3 separate regions of the Mus musculus genome follow, and regions 1 and 3 are each linked to region 2. The links are chromatin loops, found by intact Hi-C in ENCODE. Cell type or tissue: left cerebral cortex. All regions are shown on one strand. Region 1 holds the start of 1700016P04Rik (RIKEN cDNA 1700016P04 gene). Region 2 has its middle 47 kb from the start of Gm23013. Region 3 has its middle 31 kb from the start of Gm725.

Region 1 (8,000 bases), 1.1 Mb after region 2:
CAGCAAGCGAGCGAGCGAGAGAGAGGGGGGGAGAGGGGGGAGGGAGAGGGAGAGAGGGGAGAGAGGGGAGAGAGGGGAGAGAGGGGAGAGAGGGGAGAGAGGGGAGAGAGGGAGAGAGGGAAGAGAGGGGGGAGAGGAGAGAGAGGGAAGAGAGGGAGAGAAAGTCCAAAGCCAAATATTCATTACTTTCTGAACAAGTGAACCTGACTCCCTGAGGTTCAATACTGGCCATGAAAGATAGCAGGAAGCCAACTAGCCCAGGTGGAGAGCATTAGGGTTAGCAGTGGAAAGTAGAATTTGTTACAGACATATCCTGGGAATTCCAGTAGTACTACAAAAGATCTGAGATTGCTTCAGCAGAAGAAGAGAAAAGTGAGGGTGCAGAATCCTTATAGAGGCCAGCTGCATCCTCCCCCCCCCCCCCCCCGAGTAGGGGCTGCACTTGCTGCCTTGAATTCTTAACATGTCTTTCTCTATACATGTTCCACTAGTGGTATTACCACTGCTAGGCTGCCCTGAGCCCTAGTAATAGTATAAGACAGGAGAGTTTTGTGGACATAAATTGGTGGGAAATTCTTTGTATACATAGGGCCCTGAATTCATCCCCAGCTGCTCGATAAATAAACAAGAGCTGCCATTGTTTTCATTGTTTTACCTTGTTATTCTTTCTGCCTGCATCCCTTGCATAATTCAGAAACTTTCTTTTTCCCTCTGGAAATCACCTGAACTGGAGATTCAGGTGAGTACCTGTTTAAGCCTTCCCCTTTTTCTTGGGGTCTCCTGGGCTCCCCAGCTCTCCATCTAAGCTCTGCACATGCCTGTGATCTTTTCCAAAAATTTCATTAGTTTGGAGACTGAGTGCTGACTAGTTGACATATACATTGGCCCGAAGTTATTCATGTCAACAAACAAACAAACAAACAAACAAAAACAACGCCCCCCCCCAAACCAAAACTTCACTGTCCTGCAACTAGCTTCCTATTTGAAGATGCAAAACCTTCCCGATGAAAATCCTACCTTTTTTGAGCAAGGTAGAGTGTACAATCATGTGGTATCTGAAGAAAATAAAGTGAGCAGTGGTATTCATTTCAGAGGAAAGCTGGGGGTTATGCTACCGGACTTCAGTTAGCAGGGATAGCTATTGTAGGCACTGGAACAATGCCAGGGATGGGGCTCAGGGGTACGTTCCTTCAGAAGATCTTTTCTGCCTTGTGTGGCTTGTTAGAGAAGGAATTGCAGGACGTGAAGCAAGTATTGCTGTGTAACTCAAAAGGATTATAACAACAAAGCCTATTAGAAAGCTAAGTTAATTTTATCTGCATCTGAAAATCTTGGAGTGAAAAATGACTATTCCCATTGCCCTGGTCTCTCTAGCTCCTGCACACACCACAGACTGTAGTTTTCTTCTCTAATATCCCCTTTCCCATTCCCCCTGCCCCAAATCTCCCCAGCACCACAAGCAGGGAAGTCTTTGGTTTCTCAACAATTTCTCGACCTGTTGAAATTAAAGAAACCATGGAGGTTCTCGGTTTGTCATTGGTATTCCTGGATAAACCTTTCTCTAAACTGTCAATAAATACATGTGTATGTCACTTAGGCAATAAAGGACAGAAAAATATATTTCCTAATTTAATGCATCAAAGGAGGTGATCCTCTTGCATTCCTTGTACCCAATTTCTTTAGGTCTGTTGCTGAGGAGTTTGACTAAGACGTAAGACACACAGCCCCACTTTCTGAACATCAGAGCAGTCTCCATTTGTATTCTCCGAACTACACAGCGTTTGATTTTTACAGTCCAGGGTACTGTTGACTTCGGGAATATCTTCACTTCCTAAAATCAAACATAAACAACAACATTCTTGGAAAATATTTGGTCACAAAGTTTTAGCAGTGGTTTCAAAATAAAGTTCTATGGGAAATAAGAATTTATCACAGTGACAACACAGTTGTTAAAGTGACATGAACACATGTTTAAAAAGCCAGTGACATGGTTTGTAGTTTGATTTGGTGTAGAGAATTAATGGCCTGCTTGTAAACTGAATAAGCCCAGCATCACTGGGTAAGCATGCATGGTCATCACTGAACATTCAGAGCTGAACATGATACCATGTTGAAAGTTCTGTCATTCTAGGTAGGTGAGGGTCACTGTACATAAAGCTCAGGTATCTTTCTGAGAAAGTGGCTTGAAATCCATAGCCAGGGCTTCTATGTTTTCCTTTCATATACTTCAATCAGAGACTATTTTGAGATGTTGAATCACCACCACTCTAAGTTCATTTATGTATCTTAATTTGTGTGTGTGTGTGTGTGTGTGTGTTTGTATGTGCATCATGTGTTGCAGCACTTGAAGAGGCCAGAAGAAGGTTTTGAAGTTACAAGTGGTTGTGAATTGTTCAATGGAAGTTCTCTATATGAGCTGTATTCAGAGCTGTATTCAAGTCTTCTGGAAGAGCAGGAAAGAAGTACTCTTCAATGTGGAGCCGCCGCATCTAGTCCATCATTACCCTTTGAAGTTACTGTTTTCTAAGTCTGCTTTTTGGTTTGAGTCTTCTTGATAATTCTTCCCTTCCAAAAATATTATTTTATGTAGTTTTCAAACTCTCTTGTATATCTAGGCATAGAAGAGAGAAAGAAGGAAAAAGAGAGACACACAAAGAGAGACATAAAGAGACAAGAAGTATGAAGATGAGGAGGAGGAAAGAAGAAAAGACTAGAAAAGGAAAAGCTGGAATGGATGACTTCTGAATTGCCTTTCCCCTCCACTAACACAGAGCCTTTTATTTTCACCATCACAAACAGGGCACAAGACACCCAAGAGACAGAGAAAGGACAGAGGTAGAAGGATCTTGACAGTAGTTGTGCATTCATATAACTTGAAATGTCTGTGTTTTTTGGAAAGTTCTGCCATGTTTATCCATAGCTACAGCATCTTCATATCTGTGCTAGGTTATTAACACCTGGGCATCTCCTTGTCACCACAGAGTTGTCATTCCTGAAAACTGGCTCATCTCCTAAGTCACTTAGGAGCCTGTTCACTCATGTGCCCCCACTCACACTTGCCTCTTCTCACTAAGACATCACTCTTTAAAGCATTTGAATATCACATACCTCCATTTCTTCCTTTCTGTTCTTAATCTTATCAAACATTTATTACTTCTTGGGGACTTGATGCTTTAAGACTTAATAAGTTCAGAGTCATTTTTTTCAAATAGCTTTTTAATTTTGTTGGGTATATTTTATTTTTGATAATTTTATATCTGAATATATTTATCATTTTCCCTTCCTCTCTCCTCCCTTCAATTCTTCCTTTGCCCTCTCATAATTCTCAAATTCATAGTATCTAACTTCTTAACTATTATTGTTACAGGTGTCTCTATACATTATCTATCTATATATACACATAAGTCATGAATAATAATAGTAATAATAATAATAATAACAACAATAATAATAATGAATCATGTTCCATCTGGCTGAAGATATTCTGAAATGAAAGGAGAAATTACTGAGTGTATAGACTGTAAGAGGGGCACTATCAGGCTGGGGATGGCTCAGTGGTTAAAGGCCTATACTGCTCATGATGAAGAGAATCTGAGTCTGACTCCTAGCACCTACAACTGGAGGTTCACAAAGGCCTTGGGACTCCTGCTCCAGGGACTTAGCACCCTCTGCTGGTCTCTTCAGGCACTCATGCTTGTAGCAACCCTGCTTTCCACAAGACACATATGCATACAATATTTTAAAATTAACATCTTTTAAAAAAGAGGCACTAACACCAAACCAAAACAAATATAAAGGAAATAAGTTCCTAATTCCCTTCCTTGTAAATATATAAATCTACCCCTAGAACTGAGATGAGAATGTTTGTATGAAGGAAAAAGTTCTTCAGATTCTACTCCACTTTCAAGTAGCTACTTGTATAGAAATGAACTCATCCATTTCGTAATTCTTTCGAACCAAATATGCATTGAGAATATACTGAGACACATTGCTGGTTATGAACACATTACTTCACACATTGTTCTCACTAGCTAATACTCTTGTCTATTATGAAGGTCTTACCTGAGTTTAACAACAGGCCCAGAAAGAGAAACATTAAGATACAGTAATGAATCTTCATTGCAAAGCAGTGTGGAAACAGCTAAGCATGCCACAGGATGAACAGCTCTGTGGAGACGATGTTTGAAGAATCAGAATTGCTGTATATAGTGATATCTGTGGATGAGCAAGATCTTACATGCTATGGTCTTACTTTCCTGGGCCATCCACTCCGACCGCTGCCCTGCACCCAGCCTGCTGGTTTTGATCATATTGTGACACAGACAAGCCCTTATTGCATCATCACAGCATATCTTGTTTATTCCTCTCCCTCTACAGTCTCAGGGACCACCCACAGGGATCACACTTTGGCCTCTTATCCCTTCACAGAAATCTAACTTAAGATCTCCATTGGAGAAGTACAGGCCCACATCTTTTTTACTTTCCACATGGGCTGAGTGCCAATTCCTATTGTATATTTTCCTTTCCTCAATTGGACATCCTGTTCACCAGCGTAAATGCCTGAACAAATCCATGTGATCATTTGACAAACCTAAGTTATGACAGCCTCCAGCTCAGATCTTCTCCACCCCCCAGTCTAAGTATTACAAAGAGTTCTGAAAAACATCATGTGATTATGCTTTTTCTATTTTTACCTGGTCATCTTGGGCATTTTCCATTAAATGTAAATTCCCCAAAGAAAGGGATTCCATACTACCAAATCTTAAAGCCCAGCACAGGGTTCTACATGGTAAATGCTCATAGAAACTTCTAGACTGGAAAAGCTCACTTCTCACTTTTCTCACTTAATCTCAATATTCTTTTTCTTTTATTTACTCCTTTTACTCCGCAGGAGCTGTTCATATCAGAATAAGAAGCTGCTGGCCCTCCCCTTCAAACACATACTAAAATTTCCTCATCTTTCATGAAAAAAGTCACTAGTATGTTATTTCATGTCCACTTCTATCAGCACTAGAATGTAATTCTCTTTGTTTGAAAAAAAAAAAAAAGGTCTTGGTAAGCTGGTTCAGCTGGTCTACAACTCCCAGACTCAAATGCTCCCTCTAACACAGTCTCTGCAGTACCCGTACTGCAGGCCTTCTTTGCCTTTTGTTGTACAAGTTTTATTTCCTCCCTCAAAAGTCATCAACTTTCTGAGTTCTTGTTGGTCGGTCATTTTTGTCATTTCCTTCCATCAAAAACACCACAATATCATGTTTCTCTCCAAACTTCATGTGGTTAGCAAATAGTTTCAGTGAAGATAGGGAACGGAAAACAAAAACAAACCAGTAAACGCTCTTTAATGCTGTTTTCTTTGAAAGCCCAAAACCATCTTAAATGGGAAGCAAGTATAAGAAACACTCTATTTTCTCTGGACTCTGTGATGGTAGATTCCCCACCCTTCATTCTGCTGTGTCCACTTTAAAGATTTTCTAGTAGTAGTAGTAAAAGTCTAGAGATCCTAGGGTTTATGCCCATGAAAAAGAAGTTTACTGGTACTCTGGATCCAAGTGAGCATTCCTCTTTGTAGGTATGCCTTTTACCCTAGATTTCTCCCACTATGGGTCTCAACTCCATTCTCCTCCTTAAAGATGTCACCCAAATCCTCAGATTATAGATACCTATAAAGGTATAAGAACCACACAGAATACCAAATAGATAGGACCAGAAAAGAAAGTTCTTTGACCACATAATAATCAAAACACTAAATGTATAGAATGAAGAAAAACCCTAAAAGCTGCAAAGGAAAAGGCCAAGTGACATTTAAAGACAGACCTACCAGAATAACACCAGACTTCTCAGCGGAGACTCTGAAAGCCTGAAAGATCTTATAGATGTATGGCAAACTCTAAGAAATCACAGATGCCAGCCCTAGAATACCATACCTAACATAATGTAAAATCACCACAGGTTGAGAAAAATAAGATATTCCATGATAAAGTCAAATTTAACAATACCCACCTATAAAACCAGCCCTAAAGAAATTGTTAGAAGGAAAACTCTAACTTAAGGAGGTTAGCTACCAAAAATTAAGGAAATACATAATGTTAACACTAGAACATTTTTTAAAAAGTGAAGAATATGTGTACATACATGACCACCATTATCACCATTACAACCATCATCACCACCACCAACAACAACATAACAGGAACCAATAATCATTTGTCATTGGTATCTTTCAATATCAGTAGTCTTAATTCCCCCCCAAAAAGACAAAGAAAATGGATATGAAAACAGGATTCATCCTTGTACTGTATCCAACAAACACATCTCAACATCAAGGATAAACATTTCCTCATAGTAAAGGGTTGAAAAGAGATATTCCAAGCAAATGGAGCTAAGAAGCAAGTGGGTATAGCCATTTTAATATCTAACAAATTAGGCTTTAAACAAAAACTAGTCAAAAGAGATAGGGAAGGATACTACATACACATCAAAGGAAAAAATCCACTAACATGACATTTCAATTCTTAATATGTATACCCCAAACACAAGGCCCTACCCAATTTATAAAAGAAACACTTCTATAGTTTAAAATCACATATTGACACTCATATACTGATAACAAAAGACTTCAATAACTTACCCATTTGTCCATTACCCAATAATGGAGAAAAAATAATAAACACAGATAATACTAACGCTAACAGGCATTATAAATCAAATGGATCTAACAGATATCAACAGAATATTTCACCTAAAATGAAAAGAACATAGCATGTTTTTCAGCATCTCATAGAAATGTTTTCAAAAATAGCGACAGACTTGAACACAAATCAAGTCTCAACAAATACAAAAAAATTGAAATAACTCCCTATGTTTTATTAGGCCACCATGGATTAAAGTTAAACTTCAACAATAACAGAAACAACAGAAAGCCAACAAACTTATTGAAACTAAACAATTCCATACTGAATGACCAGTGGGTCAAGAAAGAAATATGAAAGGATCTAAGGGATTTTAAAATTTATGTACAACAAGTAAACCAATTAAAAATGGGGTATAGACTTAAACAAAGAATTCTCAAAAAAGGAATCTCAAATGGCTGAGAAACAAAGAAATGTTCAACATCCTTTGATGTGAGAGAAATGAACATCAGAAGTACTTTGAGATTCCATCTTTTACATATTAGAATGGCCAAGATCAGTCACACAAATGATAACATATGCTGGCAAGGATGTGGTGTAGGGGGAACCTTCCATTGCTGATGGAAGAGCAAATTATATAGCTACTTTGGAAATCAATATGGTAGTTTTTCAGAAAATTTGGAATCAACCTACTTCAAGATACAGCTGTACTACCCTTGGGCATATACACAAAGGATGCTCCATCCTCCAACAAAGACACTTCCTCAACCATGTTCATTGTGGCTTTATTCATAATAGCCAGAAACCGGAAACAACCTAGATGTCTCTCAGCAGAAGAATGGATAAAGAAAATATGGGTACATCTACATACTGTAGTATTACTCAGATGTTAAAAAAAACCAAATAAACAAAATGCTATCATGAAATTTGCAGGCAAATAGATGAAACTAAAAAACATAAAAAATAAAACAAATCATTCCAAGTGAGGTAACCCAGACCCAGAAAGATAAATAGGGTATTATTCACTTAAGAAGATATTAACTGTTAAGTAAATGATCTCCGAGCTAAAATCCATAAACCCAAAGAGGTAAGATAATGAGGAGGCGATCTGTGGTGTACCAATGGCTCTCCCCTGGAGAGGGAAAAGTTGATTTCACAAATGGATTAGGAATAGGTGAGTGCAGATATGGGGAGATGTCAGGTAGGGGAAAATGAAGTAGAGGGAGAGAAAAGAGGCAGAGATGGTTAGAATTAGTAGACTTTGGGGGTGGTGTGGAAACCTAGTGCAGAGGAAACTGCCTAGAGTCTATGGAAGTGATCATAATGAGGACTCCTAATAATGGGCTCTAAGGAGATTCAACTGGTCATATC
Region 2 (8,000 bases):
CATTTTATCAAAACAATTTTATGGAATACAAAAATCACTTAACATTATGTCAGTGCTATTAGAGTTGAAGCTCATATGTCAAAAGTCTTCACATGTCAGCATGGAAATAGATTAGGTATAATGCATGTGTAGGTAACTGTTTGGAATTCTATTTTACTAGATTATTTAGCAAATACATTTTATTGCATATGTACTTATTTATAAACTAAGACTGCTACATAATAAAATGGTGGTTTCGCAGCCTCAAACAATAGCGATTCTCTTTCAAATTCTATTTGAAAAATTAATCTTAGGGGGAAGAGACATTAGTCAGCGGTTAAGAGCTTGTACTGCTCTTCTAAGAGACCTGGCACCTAAGTCAAGGTGACCAACAACTAGTGTAACTCCAGATCAAAGAGATGCACCACTCTCTTCTGGACTCCAAAGGTACCTGCACTCATGTGCATACACTCATGTCCTCACGGGTGCATACACATAATTTAAATAAAATAAACTTAAATGTTAATTAATTAAGCAAAAAAAGTCAAAATCGTACCTATAATTCTAAGTAAAATAAAAATTCATTGTGGACCCAGATAAGACTCAGAAGCATTCTGCAACTTCTGTTAGATCAAGAAATAATGTTAGCAGCCATTGCTATTTGAATTGGTTGCCCACCAGCATTAGTTAGTAAGCCCTTCCTTCTGAAGATATCACACACTTTTGATTCAAGCCATGGAGAAAGAAATCTGAAGGTTAACTGCAAACCTCTCTCCTTGCTGGTTGTCTTTCATGGGGGCAGAGATGCTGTGCAAGCTCCTAGAGAAGATATGAAATGAATGGTGATATCCAGCTGTGAACCCTACAAAGTATAAAGGCAAAGCTCACAGAGACATGCAATCACAGTATGACCTTCATGGGGGTAGCCAGCTGCTCTGAGATAGGATGAGAGTATAACTGCACAGGAGCAAATGCACACCTGGAACTGTAAACTGATAAAACCCCCATGACGGAAGAGGTCATTGACCCTATGAAAGAACTCACCACTGCTGCTAAAATAACTTGACACAGGAGTCTAAATATGTATGTTCATACCCATTGACAAGGGCTATTCTCATCCTTAACGGGAAAAGCTTCTACTTACCATAAACAGCAGTGAATGCAGAGACTCATTGCTGCCCAAAATGACGGAAACAAGAACTGGTTGAGAATTAGTCACAAACGGGACATTTATAGACCCCTGCCCTCCCTTAAGAGTCAGAGAACACTGGTGAAAAGGCTATACAAAGAACATAAGATCTGGAAGGTTGAGAGGAAAGTGTTGCGAAATGCTACCTTCAGAACAGTAGCTCTGCCATTGCAAGCATGATCGCAGTTACCCTCCCTGGTGCTGACAAAAGTGGGCCTGTCAACATTCAGTCATGAGCATATGAGGAACTTGGGAGAGCCTCACTCTCTCTGCTGAATTGTTGGTAACTAGTGGATTCAGGAGGAGAGAGACTTGTTGGAGCCAGTTGTTGACAAAACAGTGATTCTTCCCAGCTCCAAAGTAGAGTTCCATGGTATTGGCCACATAGACAGCCTTGGTTCACATTAATGGGTTGCAAAGCCAAACAAAAAGCCATGAAACCTGGAAGGGAAGCTGTGTTAAAGTGGAGGTGATGATCGGTGAGAAAGAGACTAGAGATGGTAGACTACAAGAGTCAACAATAAGCAGGATGCTATAGACTTGGATGTAATTGTCAAAAAAAATTTCTTTGTAAAAGTAGCATTAAAAATTATACATGTAGTTCAGGTTATTGAAATTTTATGAATATCAGTTATAAACCTATAGTCACCACTTTACTAAAATACTTCAATAATCAGAATAGGATGAATCAAATTTGCAGTTGCTACTGAGTTCAAAATTGTCTGTTTTCAGAAAGCTAAAATGTAAAAAGTTAATTTATGTAATACAGTAATGACCCTAGGACTTCCTCACACAGTAAATGTACTAAGTTAAATCTGATTGGCTGATTGGATGTTTACAATTAAAGGTCTGTAACCAGAATAAATGTAATAAATTAGGCCAGAGACTTTGCTAAAGGATAGTTTTATGCATCTAAAAGTAAATCTAAACATAATATGTAGCTGTGTATCTGCTTCTGAATTATATAAAATGGTAATTTTGGTTGGCCTCTTGAAATCCACAGTTTAGCTGTGTATTGAAAATTGAAGTAGAAAGAGAAGTTTTGACTAGAAACAATGTCACATAGCCATGGCATTACTCATGTCAACCTTATAGTCCAAGGGATCAGTGTCATAGCTAACCCGTGTTGTATATAGAGAAAATATAAAATGAACAAGGGCGTGTGGCTTCTTTTCTAGCTCTGCTGTGTATACTTCAGTTTATTTAGAAATTAGCATATATTTTAAGGTTTGGTTGTCCTAGTAAAAAAATTGCATTACTCAAAGTATCCCTACCTTTCTTTTTCTGCCCCCTCCCTGCTTTCTTTTATAACATAATTCCAATCGCTCTTTATCTCCCCTCTTGCTTTCTCTTGTTTGTGGTCTGGTTCTCAGCCCATTGGAACATGCCACAGAAGTCTTGGAATAGGAGAAAGTTCAGCATAAGTTCTCCTGCTATAAAATTTGGTGACTAAAATGATACACACTACACAGACGATGAGCCACTAACTTCCATTTTCATGAGATCTGTGTCACAGGGTCAACCAGAATCCATTTCTGCAATGCTCATTAAAATAAATCAACATTCAATGTGTAACATGGGCATTACACTAAGATCTGTCTAAAGCACACCCCATGCTTCTTTCCAACTCAATGCATGTATTTCCTTCAGAAATATTCTCACAAATTATTTTTATAACTTAACCAATGCCCATCTGTCCATTGTTAAGGACATACATACACTGTGTACTTTGAATAAAATGTGTGGTAAATGATTAATATTTGAATGTGTGTAGAAAAGCAAGTGAATTTAAAATTGATTGTTCCCTAAATGGAGAATCCCACATATATTCACAATAAAAGGACAAAACTCAACGTCAGTGAAGCAAATATTAAAATTTCATATTTCATAATTTCACTGTAAGATATCTAAAATATTTAAACTTAAAAGGCCAACCAAAGGAGAAAAGTAAATACTTAAAGCTAAAATAGTCAGTGTGAATGCTACTCATTCATTCTCAGTAATTCAAATTAAATATTATAATCTTATAGAAAAGATTTATTTTGCATTTTGATGCTAGTATCATGAATCATGCATTCATGCAGTTTACCTCTGTAGAGTGTAAATTTTTCCTAAAATTACAGTACATATGCTAAGGCAAGTTCTGTCCTCCAGAGGGCAGTGCAGTACAAACTCAGAGGAATAGAATGCACAAAAATCCTGCATTCCTGTTTCATTTCATGATATAAGACAACACAGGAAAATGCCCATAGTCTGCCAAAATGCTAGAACTCTTGGCTGCAAGACGGTATTACTAACCATTCAATTATTTCTTCCACATATCACTTGAGTCAATTTTCCTAACTAGAGTTATTTTAAAACATAAATACTAAAATGGTCTTTGGTGAGGTGCAGCAGCACTGGATTGTAATGATACATACAGGTGACAAAGGGAATTCAGCCACTGCAAAAATTTGCTTCAATTCAGATGAACTTAAAAAAAAAAAGTCTTCTAAGTCCTGTCACACAGTGGGAGGCTAGGTGATTTTATATTTTTCCCTGCATATCTTCAAAGCTCTTTGCAAACCTGCATTTTCTCTACTTACAGCAAATTATCAAAGGAAATGTACTGATAATTTCTGAAAAAAATTCTGTAAAACTTTTGTACTTTATTACTGGTCAAAAACACACCAAGGTCAACAGACATTTGCAACACAGTCTGGACTGTCACGGTCAGGACATGCACCAGCCTATCATGTGAGTCTAAGGTACCAAATAAAATACTTCCTGGACCAGTTCCATACTTGATCTCTATAATCTTTGCAGCAGCTCTGTGATTGACAGTATAACTTCCTTATTTTATAGGCGGGTGTTAGAGTCAAAAAAGGATCAACATTTGCAATGCCTCGGACCTGTTTTGTAAAAACAACAAGAAGGAAATTCAGGTCTTTATAATGCCAAGATTTTAGCAATGAGATTATATCATCTACCAGTTCTAGAGTGAGTTTGTACTATGATATGATCAATATTATGCTGTAGCTAGTTGTGGTGAGTCCAATTGTAAAAGCTAATGAAGACAGAATAGTACTGAGATTGTTGACACACATGTACTATACAAGCTCATATTTTCAGACCTATAGCTGCGGCTCACAAGACAATCACAGATCACCGCATCTTGGCAACCCTTAGAAAGGCTGTCTCAAGAGCAACAAATCAGACCAACTGGTTCAGACACTGCGAGGAAAGGCTGCTTTACAATGCGTTCCTAAATAAGCACTAGGCAACTCTTACATACACAAAATTTAAAAACAAAATCAAAGCAAGCAAGCAAACAAGCAGAAAGCATTATTACATGCAAAGATGTTAGGAGTCAGTGGGAATAGATCTTAAAATGGTGAATCCCCTATGTTTATTTAGGGGGTCTTCTGCAGATTTGTACATGTGTGACCTAGTTATCGTTGGTTATTACGGAGGGCAGCTGTTAAATGTGTGGATAACATAAAGATAACAGAAAGATGACAGTTCTTTCCATTCACCATGTGGGTCCCAGGGACCAAGCATAGGTTATGAAGCTTCGTGGAAGGTGCCTTTACCTAATAAACCATATCACTCTCTCTTTTCTTTAGTTTTTAAGACAGTCTCTCACTGGCTTTGAATGTGGGAGGCAACTGAGCCTCCCAAATTCTATCTATATTGTCTACTCAGTGCTGGGAATATAAGCGAATACCACAAAGAATGCTTTTTCCCACTTTTAATTTAACATGAGTTTTGGCCATCAAAATCTATCACCCTTGTGCTACAATGCCAGCACTCTACTAACTGAGACATCTCCCCGGCCCCAAGCAAGTCTTAATAGCTTTGTACTTCAGTTTGTCCATTTGTAAAATGGACATGTTGGTAATCCACTCATAGGTTTATTGTAAATGTTGTCTGAAGTGGATAATCCAAACAAATATCTAGTTTCCTACGCATAGGACCATTCCATAAATGTTAATGATTCTGTATTATAAAAAGTAAAACTCCTAATATTGTCATTCCTTCTCCTCGTAGAAGTTATCATGCAGCAGTTGAGGTAACAAAGTCATGTTTGAAGTAAAGGATGTGGTAGTGGTTGAGAAACATTATGAGTGTGACACTTGTTAAAACACTAGTGGTGTCTCAATCCATTTTTTTTTCTCTAGAACTATGCAAGTCTTATAAATGAAACAGAGGTTATACTTGGAAGACTAATCTCTTCTTACAGTGAATATATTTTGAAAAGCCTTCACAGTACTCCATTTTCACAGTTAACTCCTCAGTGAGCTTCAAAGGCTCTGAGTTGTTTCGATTTCAGAGGCTTAATTTATGGAGCAGAACTTGAACATCTTCCAGAGAGCCACAGTGAGGAAGACCTGCTGAAGGAGGTGTGGAGTAGAACAAAATTGCCTGTAGCAGACACTTCAAATAATGGAGAAGATAGAAAAGGCAAACATTAAATAGCACAAAAAGAACATCACTAATCAAACTCAGTATCCAGACCCTTAAACACACACAACTGAGTTACTTTGAGAGATGTATATCATTAAATAAAGGGTATGAAGGGAATACAGCTCACTGAAAAGCCTGCGCACAGCATGCATGAACCTCTGGGTACCAGAGCTAGCACCATAATCATTCAGTCAACTATCCACTGATAAATACAGAAGGCATCTTGCAAAAAATATCATTCATTGAAGAGAAGAAAAAAATTTTGTCATGTGTTGTATAATATGTTTGAAAATCTAAGACCCTCTTACTGGAATAAGATAGTAATAAAAGAATAAATTACATAGCCTCATTTCTAATATATATTTGAGAGTCAAACACATGGAACCAAATCATACCAGAGAGAAAGAAGAAATGGGGAATTACTGATGAGTAATTCAATTATGCACGTTGATATGTTATAAAAATATATTCTACTACTTTCAACCTAGAAATCTATTGTACAAGATAGTACCCAGTGTTTAAATTATTGTATTGTGGGCTTTAATTTTTTTAAAAAATGGAGGCTCATTACACTATTTTTTAAAAGACATTTTAAGAGTCATATGAGAGCTGGGTATGGTGGCACATGCCTTTAATCCCAGCACTCGGGAGGCAGAGACAGATAGATTTCTGAGTCGAGGCCAGCCTGGTCTTCAAAGTGAGTTTCAGGACAGCCAGGGCTATACAGGCTATAACCCTGTCTGGAAAAACAAAACAAAACAAAACAAACAAAACAAAACAAAACAAAACGAGTCATATGAGGCAAATGCAGTTGCTATCTTGCTGTATCTTGCTGAAAGTTTTCAAATCAAACTATAAGAAGATGAATTTGATAACAAGAAAATTTAGAAAAAAAGTATTACATAATAAATTTTATTACTTCATTTGATTTGTGATAATGGTATTATTAGATATTTTTTATGTTTTAAAAACTATTACTTTTTATTTTATAATATGTGCTTATATACATAATGTTCATGCAGAAGCTCACTGAGGCAGGAAGAGGGTGTGGTACCCACTAGGACTGGAGTTATAGCTGTTAGCTACCATGTGCATTCTAGGAACCAAACCAAACTTGAAAGAAAAACAAACTTATTAAATGCTGTGTTGATTTCTGTGGACCAAGTTGTCATCGCACAGATGTCACTGCAACCTGGTGCCATATTGATGTCTGAGGGATGCACAAAGCTAGGAAAACTCCTTGCCCTGACTGCACAGTAGAGCTGCCTGTGATGGACGGTATTCCTCCAGGGAGCCTGCCCCAAGGGCATGGGTATTAGACAGCTGGTCCTGTCCCTCTGCCTGAGCAGCACAGTAGTGCTAACCCTGGTGGCTGGGTTCAAGAGAGCTAGCCCCAACCATGTCCTGATTGGTGCAAGAGAACTGGCCTTGCTCTTCACCAGTTGCAGCATTTGGGAGATCAGGCCCCTCACTTCACCTGGGCATCTCTAAGATAAGAGTTGATCCTGGTGGTATGGGCACAGACAGACAGGCCCTAGGGCATGAGAACTGGGGAGCTGACCCTGGTGGAATTGATGTGGAAGAAATGACCCAGATGATACAGGTAGAGAACAACTGATGGACTGACCAACTCAACTACCACCCAGGCCCAGATCCAGGACTTTAAGTTTGTCCACCCCAACATCTATCTCATCTCTGAACTGCTGGAATACATGAAGGGGCTGGATATATAGAACCAAAACCTAAGGATCTCTATGACATGAGACAACAACAGGATATTCAAGAGAAGTCCTGGTAAGGATCCAGTATTGATAGTATTGATAGAAGCCAGAGGTCTCGAACCAGGTCAATAACTCATTACAATGAACATTGACAGGCAAAGTTGTTTGGGCAAAAATGTATACTGTGACACAGTGTAACACACTGCAGCTTCCAAGGTCAGACATGTTTTTGTAACCTTCCCCCAGCCTGAAGCAGGCTGAGCCACACCTTGACTTTGCTGCCACTAAGGAGATTACCTAGGGTGGAGCTTTCCTCCCTAGATCACTCTATTGTTCAGCCACTGTTGCTGTTCCTCTTCAAGATACTGCTACCTGCTGGGAGTCCTGGGAGCTATTCCTGAGACTACACCCTATCCTGCACATTGTCACCTGCAGCTGGGCTCCAAAATGAATTGGTGGGAATGAGACTCCCCCACTCCTTTATAAGCGCATTTGCCATTAAACTTTTAAGCCTTGGTCAGGAATAAATGGAACTTAGCTCCATTTTTCTCTTGACTGCCTAGTTCCCCTCTCTTTTCAGCCCCGGTTTGCCTCTCAGGTGAAACCCAGTTCATGTGAGCCGCAGGTCCGTTTCCAACATGTTTTGTTTTGTTTCAATTTTTGTT
Region 3 (8,000 bases), 1.2 Mb after region 2:
AAACAGTTTACCCATTGAGCCATTTCCTTAGATTCATAATATGATAAAGGCAAAATATTGTTAAAAAATAAGAAAACTTGTGATAAGAGGAAAAGATGTGAAAAACATTTCAGAAGAAATACATATATACATACACAGACACATACAGAGAGAGAGACAGAGACAGAGACAGAGAGACAGACAGAGACAGACAGAGACAAGACAGAGATGAGACAGAGAACCTTGCCAAGCTGTGGGCAGTGAGGAAATGGAATTGACCCAGCACATGCTGTGATGCAGGCAGAGCATCGGTGCTCTCTCTGTTAAACAGCCCATTGCTTCCGTTGCCCCTCTTCCCAAGCCCTCACAGTGGTTGTTGGCCTCAGTACCCCCTGCTCAATCATCCCAACCATCACCATCCTTCCATGAAAACATCGACATACAATGTATTTAGACATTTTAGCATGACACTTCTGCCTCAGAGTCCCATAGAAGTATTATCACTAAATCTAGCCCACGTGTGAAACAGTGAGTTCTGGACAGTGTTGATTGGAACTTGGGTTTTTGAATTTCTTGCCAACCAACATTGTCTTGGAAGGCAGCAAGTTTTCCACAGCAGATGATTTCTACAAAAAAATTCAAGTGGTTCTTTTTAGTGGAGGCCCTAGGAACAAAGCCACTGGGCAAGGCACAGAAATGTCTACCACTTCTCTTAACCAAGCACCAACCTGCTTTGGTTGGTTGACTCCTGAGATGGACATCAGATCCACAAACAGAGTAACAACGTGTTCCCTGTCAACAACAAAAGACAAAAACCCATCATTGATATGGAGAGCAGGAGTTTTCTCATCCTGATTGACTTACCTGGGAGATTCTCAAAACACTGAGTTCTGGGCTCCATTCCCAGAGACGTTGAGGCTGTGGATGATAGCAAAGGCTAGGATTCTGTGCTTCATTATGCAGCCCAGATGCTGCTGCCACAAAGGTGGTCATGGGAACCACTGACCCAGAAACTCGGAAAACACAAATGATAGAGCAGTCACTTTAATTTCTAGCAGTGTAAGAATCTGTGGCCTCACTGGGGACAGAGAGCAAATGCCCTTGGAATGACAATGTGCACAGCTATAAAAATTATTCACTATTCACCTTTGCCTGGATGGCGTTGGGGATTTGCAGGGGAAGTGTAAAATTGTAAACTGCAAAGCCTAAAGCTAGGAATGGTAAATGAAGATGCTAGAAGATGCTTCTGGAAACTCTGCACACAGGCTTGTTGCTATACTCCCCCTCCTTCTCCATCCCTGCTACTTCTCCACTGCCCACCCCCCACCCTCAAGTGAAAGCAGCTTTCAGCTACAGGATGACACTTCAAAAATCAAACAGAAACCAGAAAAATCACTGGTTCTCCGGTTAGCATCTGTGTAGCAATATGTTTACCACTTCTGTGCAGCCCAGAGCCACGGCCAGGAAAATAGAAAAAAAAAGAGAGCAAGGGCTCTCTTCATCTAATTACTTCTGCAGAAGATAAATGTGTTAATTAACTGACCTTAATAATTCATATATATATTCATATATATGTACCGAAGAATCATTAGATTTGCATGCAAGACCTGGCATCTGAATCAGGGGTGATCAGAACAATCTCACGGCCTCATTTTAGAGAGATGATGATCTATTTTTGTTTTCTCAGGAACAAACCTACCACCCCCAATGTGATTGAAGAATCTTTCTCCAAATTATGGGTTGACTATAATACCTTGATTCCTTCAATTTTCCTCAGCACCTCCAGGGGAATGGGAAATATTTTTAGAATCACAACAGCCTAACACATTAATTGGATTTCATTAAGCTGGCTGCTGATTGGAACATTATACAGTAAAGGCGAATGTGACTATGCATGTCCTCTGTAGACCTCCAAAACAGAAAGAGGAGGAAGAACACAAAAGGTTTGCTTTTAGGGGCAGTTAATAGAATCATTCAAATTACAGATCCCGACCAAATAAGATCCTCACTGCATAGAAACCTGACAAGAAAGTGGTTTACCAGGCCTTAGTGTCTGAAGGCAGTCTAAAGGAGACAAGGGATATGAATAATCTTATTTTCAAAATACTGGGTATCCCTAGGTGCATATACAGTTTACATTTGGCATTTTTTTAGTCCACAGACAGAAAGGGGCAATGAATCACGATGTATTCGCAATGAAAACAAAATCATTTTTCAAAATCATTTAAAACATACCAGCACTGTATATGGAGACACACATGGATGGAAACTCTGGGTTTGTTTTAAAATGGATGGCAGCAGCTTTTCCAGTCTGTCAGTGGTGACAACAGAGATGCAGCTGGCCATGTTGGCAGGCATAGAGCACCTGCCCCTGGCAGCTACCCTGGCCCATCCAGCCAAGGCTATCACTGCAGTGTGTGGCCACAGCTGAGCTCCAGAGACAGCAGCAAAGCCAGAGGACACGCACCATACAAGGTGCCGTGCCAGAGCCAAAGAGCATTGCCAACCAAGGATCCCATCCAGGGTTCCTGGGTGCTATGCTTGCATTGCTGCCTCCTCTCATGCATATGTTCCTAATGTCTTAGAATAGGACCTTATCTGGAAATAATGTCACTGCAAATATAATTAGTTAAGGAGAAGTCATGCTGAAGTTAAGGGGTTCCTCACTAAGTATGCCTCTATTAAAAGAATACCATAAAAAGAAAAAGACATACTCACTGGGAAAATGTGATGTGTCAATGTGAGTCTCTGCTACTTGCATGGAAGCCAGTGTCCACTAGGAGTGAGGCCTAAAGCAGATATTCCCCCTTAGGACCATCTGAGGCAATGTGGCTTGGGTGATATCTTGATTTCAGACTCTAGCCCCTTGAGCCATGAGACAACAAATATAGGTTGTTCTAAGTACCTAGATTCTGGTGCTTTGCCCTGGCAACCCTAGCAAACTGATGCACTGGACCAAAGAGAAAGCTTAAGTGGGTAGCCTAGGCTTGACTCCAGGCACTAGAATCCAGCTTTGATGGTTCAAAGCCCAGCTGTCAGGCTTTAGTCAGCCTGCCAACTCTTCAGACCTATTTATCCATCCATATATTTATTAGAAACGTGCATAGCAGCTCTTGCTAAGTAAGTTTGCCCAGAGGCAAATGAGATTATGCTAAGGATGTGGTTAGCCTTGTGCCTGGCAAATAGTAAGCATTCAGAATAAATGAATTGTCTACTAAGAGGATGCTGGATAAAATTAGCATAGGGAAGGAAACCATGGATACCCATCCATCCTTTTGCTTATGTGGTTTACCTCCTTCCGACGCTAGGTAAATTGCAATAGAGGTTTTCATCCCAGTGGCTTAAGTTATTCATTTGCATGGCTGAGTCACCAACATTATATCTTCCTTCACTCCCTCCTCTTCCTATCATTGTTTCTCTGGCTTTCAAGTCTCAGCAGCTTTTCTCTCTGTACCTTGCTCGCCCTGAATCTTTATCCATTTGCACCAACCTCCTCATTCCTAAAAAAAAATTTCTTCCTGTCCTTTCCCAATGGCTTAGTCCACCTCCAGCTATAAGTGTTCTTGCTCTCTAGCTGGTCTGCCTGGACCTCCTACTGCATCCCCCCCCTTCCTTTGAAAAGCTCCTATCTCACCGTACCTTCACAAAACAGCCATCTACATCTAAAAACAGTGAATGAAACCTGGAGGCAGGTTTTCCCACTCATACCTAAATATCATCAATTACCTTCTAACCTGAGCCCACCCACAGCTGACGAAAATAAGCCTTTCAAACAGAGAATGAGGCATAATCATCCAACCACTTCTTAAGGCAACACGAGGAGTTCCATTCCCACCCCTGCCAGAATCTGCATGTGCAAAACAGGAGCAAGAGCCTCCGGAGCAATGGTCTGAGCCATCTCCTTGGCCCAGCAAACATATCTATTGTATGCCCCCTGTACAGAAGAAGAGGACCAGGGCCATTCCCCTGCACACCCACAGAAGGAGTGTCACATTGCCCATCCTCCACCATTGGAATCACTATGAGTCAACCCTTTGGAATGTTTCAGAACTTGTTTCAGAAGCGGGGTTGAATAAACAGTATTACACAAGTCTGTGGAGAGCGAAGTTCTCAGTATCCATCAACATGTAGACAATTGTTCGTTTTCTTCACACACACACAAACATAAAAGAGTTACTAGCATTGCACTACATTATCCCCATCCCCTTGTCACCTGTGATTGGCCTAGGAATAGGCACATGACCTAAGGTGGGACAATCCCTAATCCTAACCCTGACCCTGACCCTGACCCTAACTCCTTAACCCTAACCCTAATCCTAACCCTGTTGACATTTAGACACAGCCATTTTCTCCTTGGGATAGCTAAACTAGAAGGTTGTTTTCATAACCAAAGTTATGTTCCTTACCACATTAAGAGGTCTCCCTGTTGGAAAATGAGGAACAACAGAAGGGAGGGACCAGAGACATGCAAAGCCATGGCAACACCACTTAAGCCAAGCTTCAGACTATACTCACCTCTCTGTATATTCCCAACTTCTCTGTTTCAGGGAACTTCTGATTTACAATGTAAGGAGGGTTCTGGCCCTTGCATCCACAAGCTCATTTGCACCTGTGTGGATGTATTGATGGTTAATGGTTCACATCTGTTCTGTGTTACTGCTTGTTTAATATTTTGTTCAGCACCACTGCTCAGCAGCGAAGTCCTGACCCATCAGAGTGGGTGGCTGGCAGTACCAAACAGGCTGTGGGTGGCAGCCTCTGTTCTCTGTGTCCTCTGGTGGCCTCTTCAGTATTGCTGCCTCTCTAACTTCCACCTCAGCAGAGACATTAGAAAGGCTTGAAAACCCATTCCCTCCTCTGAACTGTGAATGAGAGCTGCGGGGCTGAAGCTCTTTATTCATTATCTTCTCAGTCCTCAGATGGAGGCTCTTAAAGTGGTAAGAGCTCAAGAGGCATGTGCCACAAAAGTATAGACAAAAATGCCAAGTTGATATTTGCATGCATATATATGTATGTATGTATGTATGTATGTATGTATGTATATATATATAATTTCAAAGGAGAAAAAGCCACAGGGTAGGACTGATCAGTCTCCCTTGGAAGCTGGCACTGCCAATATGGACCAAGTGGACTTTTAGGGAGACTGAGTTTGAGTAGAGTGTTTCTGAGTAACCCAAATATAAGAAGTTTCAGTTGTGTCTCCCGAAGGTCATATATTGAGTCTACCCACACTGTGATACTACTTGAGTTACCACATTTTGAGAGAAAACTGGGCTAAGTAAGTGATGAGATTAATGCCTTTTAAGCAGAGACATAGGAAAATCTGTTCTGCCCCGAGCCCCATTTCCATGTAAATACATATCGAGAAGGTTGCTGTCTCCAAGGCAAAAAAAGGGTTCTCACCCTGAGCAATGCTTGCACCTTAATTATTGAGTGGCCAAGAACCTGAGACAGTAATAGGGGAAAACCCGCTACTGTTATTCTGCTGAAGGCACACAGCCATCAATGCTTCCTAATGAAGTATTGCTACACCCACGGAGCAGCTCACCACTGAGCCCCCGTCAGAACATCTTCTTCATGCAGTAGACATTATACAGAGAGTGAGAGACACTGGAGCACTCAAGTAAAAATGAAATGTCTTTATCAGCCCACTCCCTCTACCTCTAAGACTCAGGGATCTATCTTAGAAGAGTAGATGGAAAGACTATACAAGCCAGATGTGATGAATGATTTCAAGGAAACTATGTCCTCTAGATACAACAGGATGGACAAACATATGAACTTAAAGGGACTGCCAAAGCATTCACAAGACCCTCACAGAAAAAATTCAAATATAATGTAGGAATAGTGGACACAAAGTCTTATTCGTAATCAAGGTTCCTATTGCTATGAACAGACAACATGACCAAGACAACTCTTATAAATGGAAACATTACTTTTTTTTTGAGAGAACCACTTAATGTTTATAATTTTCACCAAAGTACAGTATTTCACTATTCAGTAGTTTCATAAAGTGTAAGAGTTGGATTTCTTTACATTACTGATTGTATTTTAGGCATTCTCAGGTAACTTGAGTAAGTCAAAGTATCAAGGTGGGTAAGCTTAATAACACAGTAGCCTAAACTACTGGTTCTAAAGGAAAACACTTAATTGGGGCTGGCATACAGTTTCAGAGGTTTAGTCCATTGTCATCATGATGGGAAATATGGCAGGGTACAGGCTGAGATGTTGCTGGGGATGGTACCTAGAGTTCCACATCTAAATCTGTAGATAGCAAGGAGAAAATGTGTACCAAACTGGGCATAACTTGACCTATGACCTTATATCACCCTCAAAGCCCACCTCCACAGTGATAGTGTACCTCCCTATAGCCAAGCATTCAAACATGATTCTATGGGGACCATATCTATTCAAACCACCACAATGCCTTTTAGGAAAGGGAAAACCAGTTTTCTCCAATGGAGTGTCTTCACTGGGTATATCGACCATACTCCAGTGCAAGTTCTATGTCCAGGAGCAGTTGCCCAACACAAAATGGACTCCATGTTTTGTTTGGTTTTGTCTCTTTGTTTCATTGTTTTGATTTTGTGGAGTTTTTTAAGAAAGTGAAGTAGAAAGAACCTTAAGTTAAGTGGGGAGAATTTGAAAAGATCTAGGGGGAGGGTAAATAACATAGTCGAAATATATTGGATGAAAACATATAAAGAAATAACTCAAAGAGTAACCACTGTCTAGTTTGTACTCAGTTTCTGACCCTCATGATCTCCACAGTGTCCCAAGCCTTGACCTAGTAAGGACCACTTAGAAAAGAGTCAGTCTTTTGAATGATCCTGACAAAACAAACTTCCAGACTTTAGAGGAGGGGTTGTCAGCATTCTTCTTTCCTACAGATTTTGTATGCCAAGAAGAAGGTTGGTTCTTCCAAGTTAGACAATTAGTTCCCCTACTCTTTTGGGCAAAGTGAAGACAGTTTGAGTTACATGATATGTGCTATGAGGAGGTCTACCACTACCTCAAATTACAGATTTGGTCCCTTATGGCTCTACTCATAAAGTTGCTATTAGGTTCTAAGGATAAGAACTTAATGGCTATTAGGTTCTCAAATGAGAAAAACATCAAAAGTGGTCTTAAGGAGTACTGCCAGGGACCTTGATATATAAGTAGAAGCAGATAGATACATCAGTAGAAGTTGTACCACAGGCTTCAGGCAGAATAACTCTTGTCTAGTCAAGGTCTGTGCACATATCCACAGTTATTAACAGGAGTTAATAAGGCCCAGCAATGCAATTTTCATTGAGGTAGCTGGGAAAGAATAGAAAGGAAATATCTGCTCCGTCCTTACAGAGCATAGCATGTTAAAAGTCACTGGCTGCCTAGAGACATGTGAGAAACAGAGTAGTTGAAGAGGGTGACCTCTAGTTTTGGGGAAAGGATGCACCAAGTTTGAAGCCACCACTATGGAGGTACCATTATGTTATCAACCTGAAAGCTTGGTGTACTTGTTTTCAAAACTCCAGCAATACCTGCCTTTTACTCGGTGACACCTCCTTTCCTTCCCTGGCTTTGGTGACTTTTGCTTACCTTACAGTTACCATCATCAGGAGACCAGCCTAACAGTGAGTGGCAACTCAATCACTTTGTAGAGGCAGAGCCAGGGTCTTGGGAACTGTCACCTATTGAGAGAAACATAAAGTGAAGAATCATACCTGGGGGGAGGGCATCATAGCTCTGTTAATCCCCCCAAAACACTTTTACAAGGAAAAGGTGAAAGGCAGACTGAGGCTAAGGTTAAGTAATGGATATTACTAAGCAAAATTTCTTGGGTCTGCTAAGGAACTGAATATTAGCAAGTTGCGGCAAGAAACTGACCTGAGATCTGTATACCAGAGATACTGATAAAGAGTGAATTGTGTAGCAGATACTATTGAGATGGGAGAGATTATGAACTAAAATTGAGCAAAATACCATTCTATGTGAAATAAATTGCAGCCATGTTAATTGGTTTCATCGACTAGAAAATA

Evidence for each region. Hi-C counts contacts between places; a loop is a spot of excess contacts. Peaks named below come from ENCODE experiments on the same cell type or tissue, not always from the same donor. Only the 100,000 strongest peaks of a DNase experiment are listed, where the experiment ranks them.
Region 1: a loop joins it to region 2, with 4 times the contacts of the local background. A loop is called at or near these places in 8 of 42 quality-filtered maps.
Region 3: it touches region 2 in a loop (6-fold over the local background); 12 of 42 quality-filtered maps call a loop at or near these places.

Annotation. Positions count from the first base shown.
Region 1 is chr6:13,409,613-13,417,612 of GRCm38, reverse strand. 1700016P04Rik (RIKEN cDNA 1700016P04 gene) reads right to left here and starts at 4,276. Exons shown (of 2, transcript NR_038149.1): 1 at 4,063-4,276; 2 at 1,617-1,831. In left cerebral cortex, a CTCF peak has its summit at 3,665 (motif pointing left); a DNase peak (open chromatin) is centred at 3,670.
Region 2 is chr6:14,499,746-14,507,745 of GRCm38, reverse strand. No RefSeq gene overlaps it. Among named protein-coding and RNA genes, the nearest start is that of Gm23013, 47 kb to the right of the region's middle. In left cerebral cortex, a CTCF peak has its summit at 3,320 (motif pointing right); DNase peaks (open chromatin) are centred at 3,358 and 5,536.
Region 3 is chr6:13,290,639-13,298,638 of GRCm38, reverse strand. No RefSeq gene overlaps it. Among named protein-coding and RNA genes, the nearest start is that of Gm725, 31 kb to the right of the region's middle. In left cerebral cortex, no CTCF peak of the experiment used is centred here; DNase peaks (open chromatin) are centred at 2,905, 3,456, 3,775, 4,673 and 4 more places; H3K27ac peaks cover 2,371 bases.